2 separate regions of the Homo sapiens genome follow, and region 2 is linked to region 1. The links are chromatin contacts, found by Hi-C or POLR2A ChIA-PET in ENCODE. All regions are on one chromosome and are shown on one strand. Each heading gives the region's core, a stretch centred on a gene start or an enhancer-like site at or near the end of the contact. The rest is flanking DNA. Distances are from core to core; before and after follow the strand shown. Region 1 holds the start of ERRFI1-DT (ERRFI1 divergent transcript). Region 2 overlaps ERRFI1-DT (ERRFI1 divergent transcript).

Region 1 (6,098 bases), core at 1,098-3,597:
CATCATTAACAGACTATTAGATAAAAAATTTGTGGGGTGTAAGTCTTCTCATGTAATTCTTCCACAGCTGAGAAAGCCATATTATATAACTGCAAGCTAAACACAGCAAACTAGTGGCTAAACAGGTTTTCCCCAAAAAATGAATAAATCAAGTTTATTTTGCAAGTTGTTTAAAATAGAAAAATCAGATTAATCACATATTACTCATGGGATTTTATGATTTTTGATAATTTACCAAAACATTAGCACATCATACAGCTCACAACTGTAGAGTGAGTATCCTGTTGATCTTCTTTCTCTAAAGAAGGGGTGTGTTTGATGGTTGCTCTGGTGATTATCACTGTTTTATGAATAGGGGAATGTAAAAGCACGCCAATAAGGCCGAAGCACAAATTACAACTGTATTGTAGTGACTTGAAATAGTATAGCCAGGGCTCCTTTCAGATGAAACTTGAGCTCCTTTAGGTGCCCATTCAGTAAATCCTGTCCCGTGAGGTTTGAAAAGATGTACCCTGGCAAGTTCTCACACTCATCTTTTTTTTACACTGATAACAGCATATGGGTAAGCCACAAACATAAATGACGCCAAAATGGGAGGAAAATCGGGACAGATTTTCTTTGGATCAAAAAACCTAGTTAGTTGGTAAGGAACTCTGCAATTAGTTGTGACTCATTTCCATCATCCTAAAATAATACTAAATGAATGGCTGTAAGAAGATAGGTTAACTGAATTGTTGACAAATGGCATAGGCATGAAAATGACCCAACAGCCCCTTGTAAGCCAGAAGAGCCATCAGAAAGGAAGCCAGATTTCTCTCTGCAAAACGTTCGTTTGTTTTGCAAGTGAGAGAGGGCAAAGATACTTCAGATTCTTTTTCTTTTTTTTTTCCTTTTCGTGCTTAAGGCCTTGAATTCAAAATTAGGCCTTTGAATTAAATTAAAAAGAATGTAAGTAAATAATAGTGGGGGAAAGGCAAATCATTTCATGGGGTGTAGAGTTAATAGTTAACCTGATAATAAGGCCAGAATCTCATTCCATATGTTAAACTACCCCAATTAGCTAGTGATCAGTGTCTAACTATCAGGCATTATTGCTGAAGTGCAAGCAGGGGCTCCAGGAGGCTAGAGGTCAGCGACAGGTCTCTGGGCTCTCCCAACAGAGGACCAGCCAGGGAATTTGTTCTAGTTAAAACTAGAGGGTTTCCGTCTGTTTGCTTTTTTTCTGACTTTAGTCACTCTTGGTTTGTTATCATTTGTATTATTTATTTTACGGTTAAACTATAAGCCTAAGTTGCATCACTGGCGCCCCGAGAAACCTCCTCCCACAGGCCCGCTGGGGCTTTGTCCTTGGGCATCCGTGGCCTCTCCAAAGCCAAAAGACGTCGGGGCCAGCTCAGGTCGCCTGAGTAAACACAAACCTGGGAAGCCGAGGGCCCCCTAAGTCAGTAGTGAGGGAGCTCCTCCTGGAAACCCACAGCGACCCTGAAGGGCTCAACCTCGAGCAGGACCTTTCCTCCATATTCCAACGCAGTCAGAGGAGCCCTGGGTTCCCCCCGCGTAGCCTCACCGCCCCACGCCGGCCCACTCTGTCCCCTCATCCTCCCTTGCTGTCCTACTCTGTCCCTCGCCATCCCTCACAGTCCCACACTGTCCCTCACCGCCCCTCACAGTACCTCACCGTCCACTGTCCCACACTGTCCCTTGACATCCTTCATTGTCCCTCACCGCCCCTCACAGTGCCTCACTGTCCACTGTCCCATACTGTCCCACACTGTCCCTTGCCATCCTTCACTGTCCGAGTCCCTCACAGTCCCAAAGTCCCTCACTGTCCCACAGTCCCTCACCGTCCCACACTGTCCCTCACTGTCCTACACAGTCCCTCACTGTCCCTCATCGTCCCGCACTGTCCCTCACCGTCCCACACCGTCTCTCATCGTCCCGCACTGTCCCACACAGTCGCTCACCGGTCCACACGGTCCCTCATCATCCCACACTATCCTTCACTGCCCCACACAGTCCCTAAGTGTCCCTCACTGTCCCTCCCACGCCGCAAGCCCAGTCGAGAGCGGCTCCCCTCTCCCCCTCCAGGGCTTCTTCGGCCCACACGGCCAGCGGCGGCCCGCGGAGAGGAAAAAACACACAATCTTGCCCGGAGCCTGAATTTATGGGAAATCCCGCGCGAAGCGCGATGTGCCCTCAGTTCGGGCAGGAACAGCGGCCGAGGCCCGGGTCGCCGCGGGCTTCTGAGGAAAGCTCGGCGTTGAGAGGCTCCCAGGGCTGCCGCACGGCTCAGGCAGAGGAGCGGAGCTGCGGCCGCGGTCAGCCCGGAGACGCCTCTCCGGGAGACAAAGCCGGCTCCCTGCAGCGCCGCGATACGCCACGGTGGGCCCGGCGCAACGCCTCGGCCACGGCATCGCCCCTTTAAGCGGCGCGCGCCCTGATTGGCTGCGGGAGGAGGCGGGGCGGGACGCGGCGACCTCACGGCCCGGCGGCCTATGCTATATATAGAGGCGGCGGCGGCAGCCGCGGCGACGGCGGTCCGGTGCGAGGCAGAGTGCTAGCGGGAGCGCGAGCCAGCAAGAGGCGCCTGCGCGATGTCCGGGCCCCTGAGCCCGCGGCGCTGAGCCAGCCGGGACGGACATGCGCGGGAGGGCGCCGCGGGGCAGCCGCCGCTCCTCCGGGGTAAGGGGCCTGGCGCGCTGAGGGGGTGGGGAGGGCCACGCAGCGCTCCGTTCCCTCAGGGGGCCCCGCGCCGGGCGCCGGGATCCAGGCGGCTCCCCGACGCGAGGGCGGGGGCGTGGAGGGCGCGGGGAGGGTCGCCGCGACGCGGAGTCTCTGGGATGGAGGGAGAGGCCGGCCGGTCGCTCGCGGGCTTCTCCCCATTGAGGTGTGGAGAGCGGGACCCTCCCCGGCGGCGCAGCCCGGGCCTGGGGACGCCGCGAAGTGCCGGCGCCCGCCGCCTTCTCCACGCCGGCTGTGGTCGTCGCGCGGCCCCTCGGCTGGCCGGGGCCATGCACCCGAGCGCCCGGGATACGTCCCCGCAGCACCGGGACCGCAGGAGCGGACGGGGGTTCGGGAGCGGCGAGCATGAAGGTCCTCGTCCCGCAGCCTGCGCTCGCGGGGTTGCCCGGCGGGGATGAGCGTCTTCGGGCCTGGGGGCTTGTTTGATTTTTTTTTTATTTGTAAAAAGGGGGTTGCGTTGTCTTGTTCACACCGTGTACCCGTAAATCCTGTCTTGAAAGCTGGGGTGGGAGGCTCGGCGATTGCTTGCGGTGGTTGGTACCGGTTCTCTGGCGGTCAGCCCCGCTCCCTCTGCCTAATCTCACAGCGACGATGGTAATGCCGAAATCAGTATTTAAAAATTCGTCTAAGCTGTTCTGAACTCTTCCTTCTCTCCTAGAAACGTGATTCTTTGCTCTGAGTGTCTTAAGTACGGCTTTGAATGGAATCGGACTGCAAAATTATGTGTTCAAGACGTGAATGCTTATTGGGAATTTTGTGTGTGTATTTATATGTATATCATAGCCCTGTACAAATTAGATGACTCTTTAACCGTGAATGGTGCTGTATTAGTGCTTGCTAAGTCTTTATTAGGATTTCATCATTGCTTGAAAGAAACCAGTCTCTTACCTGATAAAAATATGAATAGATGGTTAGTCATAAACTTAAGTCAGAATGGAGACTGTAGCTTTAAAAGAGATGTGTCGGTGACTTGAGGTACACCTGCAACACAGGTAGGGCAAGACTGGTTTCTAGGCAACTGTCAGGGGTGAAGAAAGGTGAGGTTAAAATGCCCTTTTTTTCCCTTCCAGAACAAATGTTCAACCTTTTATAAATGTGTAAGAATGCAGTGGGTACACACATTTGTTGAGACTGAACATCCCAAGTTCACCGTACCTATTTTTTTAACTGCATTTCTTTTCTTATATTTCTGTAATTACAATATACAGTTTTAAGTGAAATTTTATTTGAACAGAGACCAAAGACAGGCTAGGTATCAGCAAATGATCAAATTTTGCAAAGACCAAAATAAAAGAAGCTGGTTTCTTGCTAACATGCTGGCTATAATTGGTTACCAATATGTTATCAAGCAAGTTCTTTTCCAGATATTAGCAAGTTTGAAGAAAAATAACAAAGGATTTAGCATGGACTTCAGAAACTATTTGTCATTCCCTTTGCTTCAAGCAGAAGTTTATTTTCACCTGTGTGTTCCAGGGGACACTCGATAATAAGTGATAGAGGTCTTAGACTAACGATTTATAACCTGACAGATATATTAGATTGTAAACTCCTTAAGGGTAGGCACTCTGCCTTGTATAGCTTCTATCTTATGCAGCCTTGCACATAGTTGATGTTGATAAATAATTGCATGAAAGCATGTTTTACCTTTTAAGGCTCAGCAGGATTGGAGCAGTCATTGATAAGGGTTGGAAAGCAAATCTGTTTAATTTTTTTATGGCTGTTATGAAATGCCTGAATTATTGATATTTTTGACGGGTAAAACTGTTGTTTCAATCATCGGTTTTCCTACTTGCAGTTCACAATATATACTGGTCACTCTTTATAAGATTTAATTATGCTTGAGTTTTTGTGTGAAAATACCTCTTGACTGCTGCTTCTCAAAAGTTGAGCTAGATAATACTTCCTTTCTGCTGAAACTAATGGTGGCTTTTCAAAGCAATTTGCGTAAATTACAGGCACAATCTAACATGCTTGAAACTGACCTGATTGTCTGCATACCATCAGATTGCTTTAGAAAGGAGCAGAGGAAGGAAAGGAGGTGTCAGGGGTAACTCCAGGAATTGGAATGGCATAGGCTCCCTCTGCCAGAGAAACAACTCTGCTCTTGATCTAAATAAATTTGAATTGGTACCTCATCATCTGGATCCATTTGGATACATTTAGCATCCTTTGCGGGTGTCTGGCTATACAAAAGCTAATAAAGAACTCGCTACATAAACGCAGTCCAGTTGTGGTATTCTGGCATTGTTCACACAGCATAAACACGTGCTTTGTAAAGGTAGATGAGGCGAATGAGTTTGAGGGTCCTAAATGTAAGTTACTACCTTAACAATTAGTTTTAAGATAGGGAAAAGTTACTGAGGGGGGTTCAGATTTCAGAAGGTGGTGGGGAGGATTCTCAGATTTCAAGTCTTTGTTGATACTGTAGTCCAATTCCTCACACCATAAAATTGGGCAATATTACGAAAAGACCACTCTTCCAGGTCTCAATGAATGTGTCTTTAAAATGTGGGGCTTTTGGCCGGGCTCAGTGGCTCAGGCCTGTAATCTCAGCACTTTGGGAGGCCAAGGCGGGCAGATGGCTTGAGCCCAAGAGTATGAGACCAACCTGGGCAACATGGTGAAACCCTGTCACTACAAAAAAACACAAAAATTAGCTGGGTATGGTGGCACACGTCTGTAGTCCCAGCTACTCAGGAGGCTGAGGTGGGAGGATTGCTTGAGCCTGGGAGGCAGAGGTTGCAGTAAGCCAAGATCACACGACTGCACTACAGCCTGGTGACAGAGTGAGACTCTGTCTTTAAAAAATAAACAAACAAAAAAATGTGGGGCTTTGGCTACAGAAATGGAGCCCTTTTCAACTTGGAAACAATAGGAAGGTAAGGATTGGAAGACATTATCCAAAAGCTCTTATTCAATACCCCAGATGTGAAACTGGACTAGTTACAGATTGTTTTTTAAACAACTATTCGCTCAGTAGAATTGTCTTCTGACTCTTATCAGGGCTGCCTCTTTTTCAGCCTTTAGATTTCCATTTAAAAGTCACCTACTCAGAGAGGCCTTCCCAAACCACCTGTGTAAATATATGCTCCTCTGCCTCCTTATCCTATTGCTGCTGTACCCTGCTTGTTTCCTTGGAAGGTATCGCCATCTAAAATTGTTTGCTTGCTTGGCTATTCTCTTCCTCCCTCATTAGATGGAAGGCTTCTTCAGGCAGCAGCCATCTCTATTTTTCACCTCACATGGTGTCTAATCCAGAATAAGCACTTGATAAATATTTGTGAAAAGAATTAATCCTTGCCCTCTAAGAATTTTTGAGCTGAATGAGCACTATGAGTTGAGTTTCTGTTCCTGCC
Region 2 (6,015 bases), core at 721-3,220, 91 kb before region 1:
GATTTTTCCCATCATTGGCTAGATGTACACATTCAAATTTCTTTTCTTTCTTTTTTTTTTTTTTGAGACAGAGGCTCGCTCTGTTGCCCAAGCTGGAGTGCAGTGACGCAATCTTGGCTCACCACAACCTCCAGCACCTGGGTTCAAGCGATTCTCCTGCCTCAGCCTCCTGAGTAGCTGGGATTACAGGCATGTGCCACCATGCCCGGCTAATTTTTATATTTTTTAGTGGAGATGGGGTTTCCCCAGGTTGGCAAGGCTGGTCTTGAACTCCTGACTTCAGGTGAGCCACCCGCCTCGGCCTCCCAAAGTGCTGAGATTACAGCTGTGAGCCACCGCACCCGGCCTCAAATTTCAAATAATTCTTATCAACATGAAAGTTTGACCTTCTTTTTTAGACCATAAAGGAGCATTTCACTGATGTGCATATTTATCTTTAAGACCCTTTTCATTGTAAGTGATGCCAACTGAATTCAAACCAGCTTAGGCGAGAAGAGCTCCGTGCAGGCCCAGGTGAGCACACTGCAGGAAAGGCAGACATAGTGTTCACATGAGGAGGGTGCGGGCCCAGAAGCTTCGCTCCACCACGACTCTGTGTGTCCTGAGTGTCCCCTCACTGTCACACACTGGGACAACACAATGGTCTCAGCTGGACTGCTGGGGTTTGAGGCTTCTTAGAGGCTTTCCTCCGCAGGAGCCCTGTCTATCAACAGCCGCCAGGCCCACGCCCTAAAAATTCCAAGAGTGTGGAGGAACGTGGATTTTCTCTCCGAGGTCCTGCTTAAAAAATCTCAAGGAAGAACTCATTGGTGAACTTTGGGTCCCACAGACCCTACACCAGGTCCTAGAACTGGTCCCTTCAGGAGAACAGAGCGGCAGAGGGGGGAGATTTATCAGAGTAATGGCAGAGAGAGAGGCTGACAAAAAGCATGAGACCCTCAGAGGCAACCAGGCCCTCATAAATGCTCCATGAGTCAGGTGTCTAGGAATGCAAAAGATGCAGCCAGGCGGGTGGCTCATGCCTGTAATCCCAGCACTTTGGGAGGCTGAGGCAGGTGGATCACAAGGTCAGGAGATCAAGACCATCCTGGCCAACATGGTGCAAACCTGTCTCTACTAAAAATTCAAAAAATTAGCCGGGCATGGTGGCGGGTGCCTGTAGTCCCAGCTACTCAGGAGGCTGAGGTTGGAGAATCGCTTGAACCCGGCAGGTGGAGGTTGCAGTGAGCCGAGATCGCGCCACTGCACTCCAGCCTGGGTGACAGAGCAAGACTCCGTCTCAGAAAAAAAAAAAAAAAAAAAAAAAAGATGCTGCAGGCTGGACATCACGGCCACGGTCGGTAACGTACATAAGGCTTGCCTTGAGACAGAGCTTGTTGTGAAAACCCATCTGTTCATTGATCTCAGAGGGGGATCCTGGGATGTAAAGGTTTCTTCATCCAGCAGCCAGGAGTGCTTCTGCTGGCTGCCCCTGCTGCATCAGGCAACAGTCTCGTCCCCCCCGGGAATGAGTTTAAAGAGGCAGGGCCATGCCGGGAAGGAAGCAGCTAACCCGGTCCTCGGGGAATGATTTCATTCTGGGGATTGATGAAAACAAACAAGTGTCTCTTTCAAACTGCTGTGCTGCGGTGGACTTTACAAAATTTCCACCATCTAAATCAGTTACAAAGTTGGGTGAACTATATATTTATTTATTTATTTATTTATTTATTTATTTTGCGTGTGTGTCACTCCGTGGAGTGACTTCCTCACACTTGCAAGTTCATTTCTAGTCCATCAGCTCTGTCTAGAAGTTCTAAAAAAGATCTTTTTAATAAATTCTGCTAAACATTGCAGAGGAATGGTTTGTTTTCGTTTGTCGTGAACTGTACAGGCCCACCTCCAGGCCTCTGGGGAACCATATGAGGCATTTTCCAAAGTTATTTCCAGAATAAACAAGGCTTGAGAGGCCAGCCTCGCTCAACCACGGCCCACAGCTTCACTTCTCTGCTCCAGGCGGGAGGAGAAACCCCTGACCTTCTGTAAATATTTCAACACAAGCAGTTCTCTGCGGGATTAGAATTTGTGTTTTTGAGTCAACTCTAAAACAGACCCAGAAAAGGCACCTTTCTGATTGTTCTATTGATATTGAAAAGTTTCAACTTTATGGTTTTTATGGCTGTTCAAGGAATTTCACATTCCAAGACCCTGGGGCAGAAAGGGCACAAAAGGAGAGTCTAAATGATTAGATGGTAGGGCCTGTTTTTACTCAGCCATGAACAAGGAAGGTCCCAGAAAAACTCTACGTGATTGAGAAATACTTTTGGCCACCAGCGCAACCTGCTAATTGGGAACACCCAATGCCCTTAATATGAAGCCTAAAAAATGAGATGGTGTCATCATCCAGGTTGTGGGGCGTGGAGGGGCCTTGGTGAGCTCAAAAGAGCACATCTGCCCGAAAAGACAGCCCTGCCCAGCGCCAGACACCTGGTGCCAATGCACACTGTCACGACACCATCTGACTTTTTAAAAGAGAAACAAGGAATCTCTAAGTTTTTGTTTTTTGAGACAGAATCTTGACTCTGGCACCCAGGCTGGAGTGCAGTGGCGCGATCTTGGCTCACTGCAACCTCTGCCTCCCACAGGTGATTCTCGTGCCTCACCTCCTGAGACTACAGATGTGCGCCACCACGCCTGGCGAATTTTTTGTATTTTTAGTAGAGACGGGGTTTCGCCATGTTGGCCAGGCTGGTCTTGAAATCCTGGCCTCAAGTGATCCGCCTGCCTCAGCCTCCCAAAGTGTGGGATTATAGGCATGAGCCACTTCACCCGCCCTCTAAGTTTTTAATATCGTAAACTAAAATTTAAGAGGTTAAGCGCCAACAACTCTGACCCCTCAAAGTTCTGGTCTTCCCATAATGACTTCTTGAATTTTTTTTCTGAAATCTCAAACATTCTTCTGATCCTGCCTTGGTGTGACACACGTGTCATCTGTATCGTCCCACATGTGGCCGGCCATGGCATGCACAGAGGCACCAGTGGGGAACCGACTCTCCAAAGAGACTCAGGCCTTGGGACTCACAGGCAGGCGCGTCTGGCATCCAGTGTTACATTCTGTGGTGTCATTGCCTTCTGTGATTCCAAAGCGTGCAGCGGTGTCCTGCTGAAAGTTACTGCCTGGTCAGAGCTCACCCCGAGAGGGATGGGAGGGAAAGGTCTGGGAAGCAGCAGAGGTAGCCTGCAGGAATCCAGGAGGTGAAGTCTGGAATCAGAGCACAAGGGCTGGCTCACATGGATTTGCAGACAAGGAAGTGGCCCTGGGGAGAACAGCCTAGAAGTGAATAGAGCTTCCTGCAGCCAGGCAGGTAGGCGCGAGGATGACTGCAATCCCATCATCAAGGAAAGTGTGACATCACAGCCAGCAAGCTCTGAACACTGGGGCTACTGAAAAAAATTAAGACACATAGACTGTGTCAGGCCCAGAGGCCAACTGAGCCAGCCTATTCACTGTCAGGCCGGGAGGCCGGCTGAGCCGGCTCTATTCACTATCAGGTCCCATTCACTGTCTCTGTTTCCCATATTCCTTGCTACTCCCAACCTTGTTTCCCCTGGTGGTGTCCACACTCAAGCTCTGCAATGATTTACCCATGCTGATGAGTGAAGAAATGCAACCCAAAGCCTCTTCGGTGCCCAATAATGGCCTAAGATGTTCACATCATATACTAGTTCTGTGCTGTTTGAATTTTTTTTTTTTTTTGAGGCAGGGTCTCACTCTGTTGCCCAGGCTGGAGTGCAGCGGCGTGTGCATAGCTCATTGCAGCCTCAAACTCCTAGGCTCAAGCTATCTTTGCGCCTTCGCCTCTTGAGTAGCTGAAATTACAAGGGCTCACCACCATGCCCAGCTAATGTTTAAATTTTTTATAGAGATGGGGTCTTGCTGTGCTGCCCTGGGCTCACACAATCTACCTGCCTTGGTCTCCCAAGGTGCTGGGACTACAGGTGTGAGCCACTGCACCCAGCCTTGATTTTTTAATTAACTAGTAGACTTTATTATTTTTTTAATAGTTTTAGGTGTACAGGAAAAGCAGAGCCAAAAGTACAGAATTCCCATATGCCCCAACTCAGTTCCCCTGTTATTAACACTTTGCATGAGTGTGGCATGTTCGTTACAATTGCTGAGCCAATCAGCACTATTAAGTAAAGTCCACAGTTCACATTAGTTTCATTCTTGGTGTTATATGTTCTATGAATTTGGACAAATGCATATTGACATAAATCCACTGATTATAGTATCATACAGAGTGTCTTCACTGCCCTAAAAATACTCTGTGGTCTATATGTGCTCTTTTTTTTTTTTTTTTTTGGAGACAAGAGTCTCGCTGTGTTGCCCAGGCTGGAGTGCAGTAGCATGATCTCATCTGGGCTCACTGCAACCTCCAACTCCTAGGTTCAAGCGATTCTCCTGCCTCAGCCTCCTGAGTAGCTGGGATCACAGGCATGTGCCACCATGCCTGGCCAATGCCTGTATTTTTAGAAGAGACAGCGTTTTGCCATATTGGCCAGGCTGGTCTCAAACCCCTGACCTCAGGTGATCCACCCATCTCGGCCTCCCAAAGTGCTAGGATCACAGGCGTGAGCCACCGTGCCCGGCTACATGCGCTTTTTATTTGGTAACTTATTCAATTTTTAAATTATTTTTTAAATATTTCCCCCCAAAAGTCAGTGTAGAGTCATCTTAAAATACACACACACACAACTGTAATCTCAGTGTGCTTGGCAGAAATCTAAGATGTAACCCGCCCCACCAAATTTCCAGGCCCCTGATATACACATACCGTCTTCCAGTTATCCAACCAAACGTGAATCTAGGTACTGCTGTGAAAAGGAGCTGCAATGTAATTAAGGTCCCAAATCAGTTGACATGAAAATAGAGAAAATACTCAGTGGGCCTGACCTAGTGACATGAGCCCTTTCAAGGCAGACAGTTTTCTCCAGATGGTCACAGAACAGGCAGTCGGGGCGGCACGGGAGGATTCTGTGCACCCCTGCTGGCCTGAACGGGCCGCGTGGTAGGGATGTGGGCGGCTTCTGGGTGCTGAGAACAGTCCCCAGCTGACAGGCAGCAAGGAAAGGGGACCTCAGTCTTGTAATACAAAGGACTGAATTTTGCCAACAAGAATGAGCCCAGAAGTGGATTTTCCTCAGCAAACGAACGCAGGAACAGAAAACAAAACACCACATGTTCTCACTTATAAGTGGGAGCTGAATGCTGAGAATACATGGGCACATGGAGGGGAACAACACACACGGGGCCCTGCGGGGATAGGGGGAGGGGGAGCGTCAGGAAGAATAGCTAATGGATCCTGGGCTTAATAACTAGGTGATGGGATGATCTGTGCAAAACCACCATGGCACACATTGCCCTATGGAACAAACCTGCACATCCTGCACATGTACCCCTGAACTTAAAATAAATTGAAGATTAAAAAAAAACAAAAAAAGTGCATTTTCCTCTACAGCCTTGAGACAAGAACTCAACCTGGTCAATACCTTGATGTCCTGAGGCTTATGATATCCTGAGAAGAAAATCCAGCCACACCAGGACAGGCCTCTGACCCACACAACTGTGAGCTCATGAATGGGTGTTGTTTTCACAGCTCAGTCAGTGCTGTTTTGTTACAGAGCAACAGGAAACGAATACTCCCTCCACGCAGATCTTTTTCTAGAGCAATTAATTATGCATACGGTGAGTGTGTATATTTTCCTTTTACATAATGGAATCCTCTTGTATATAACTATATTATAACCGGCACATTAAAAATTCGGTTTGCTAAATTCAAAACAAAACAGAAACAATTCTTGGGATTTTGATTGGAATGACATTGAATCTGTAGCTTAGCGGGAGGAGAATTGATGTATTTTGGAGGTTATGTCTTCAAAAACATGATCTAATTCTCCATGTATTTAGGTCTTTATGTCTGGCAAGCGTATTGCATAATGTTTTCCATGAAGGTCTCGCTCGTTTCTGATGTGTTT

Evidence for each region. Hi-C counts contacts between places; a loop is a spot of excess contacts on that map. ChIA-PET counts read pairs that join two places held with the same protein, here RNA polymerase II (POLR2A). Pooled maps may share reads with other maps.
Region 2: a map of chondrocyte shows a loop between it and region 1 (2.5-fold over the local background). The contact joins the enhancer-like site here to the promoter of ERRFI1-DT in region 1. A Hi-C loop is called at or near these places in 19 of 168 maps with a recorded cell type or tissue (Calu3, HepG2, IMR-90 and 14 more) and 17 of 50 pooled maps. POLR2A ChIA-PET finds 5 or more read pairs at or near these places in 9 of 52 experiments (AG04450, GM12878, H1 and 5 more).

What each region holds. Positions count from the first base shown.
Region 1 is chr1:8,022,742-8,028,839 of GRCh38, reverse strand. It overlaps ERRFI1-DT (ERRFI1 divergent transcript), which reads right to left and starts at 2,347. Exons shown (of 3, transcript NR_185980.1): 1 at 1,419-2,347. It overlaps ERRFI1 (ERBB receptor feedback inhibitor 1), which reads left to right and starts at 2,531. Exons shown (of 4, transcript NM_018948.4): 1 at 2,531-2,682. RefSeq lists silencers at 2,446-2,495, 2,616-2,715.
Region 2 is chr1:8,113,051-8,119,065 of GRCh38, reverse strand. The region is part of intron 2 of ERRFI1-DT (ERRFI1 divergent transcript); the gene reads right to left. Among named protein-coding and RNA genes, the nearest start is that of ERRFI1-DT, 90 kb to the right of the region's middle. RefSeq lists an enhancer at 2,972-3,472. Within about 2 kb of position 1,970, at least 23 of the 41 ENCODE cell types and tissues checked have a DNase peak (open chromatin) inside an H3K27ac peak, as active enhancers do; they include adrenal gland, ascending aorta, endothelial cell of umbilical vein and 5 more, where a contact is called at or near this core.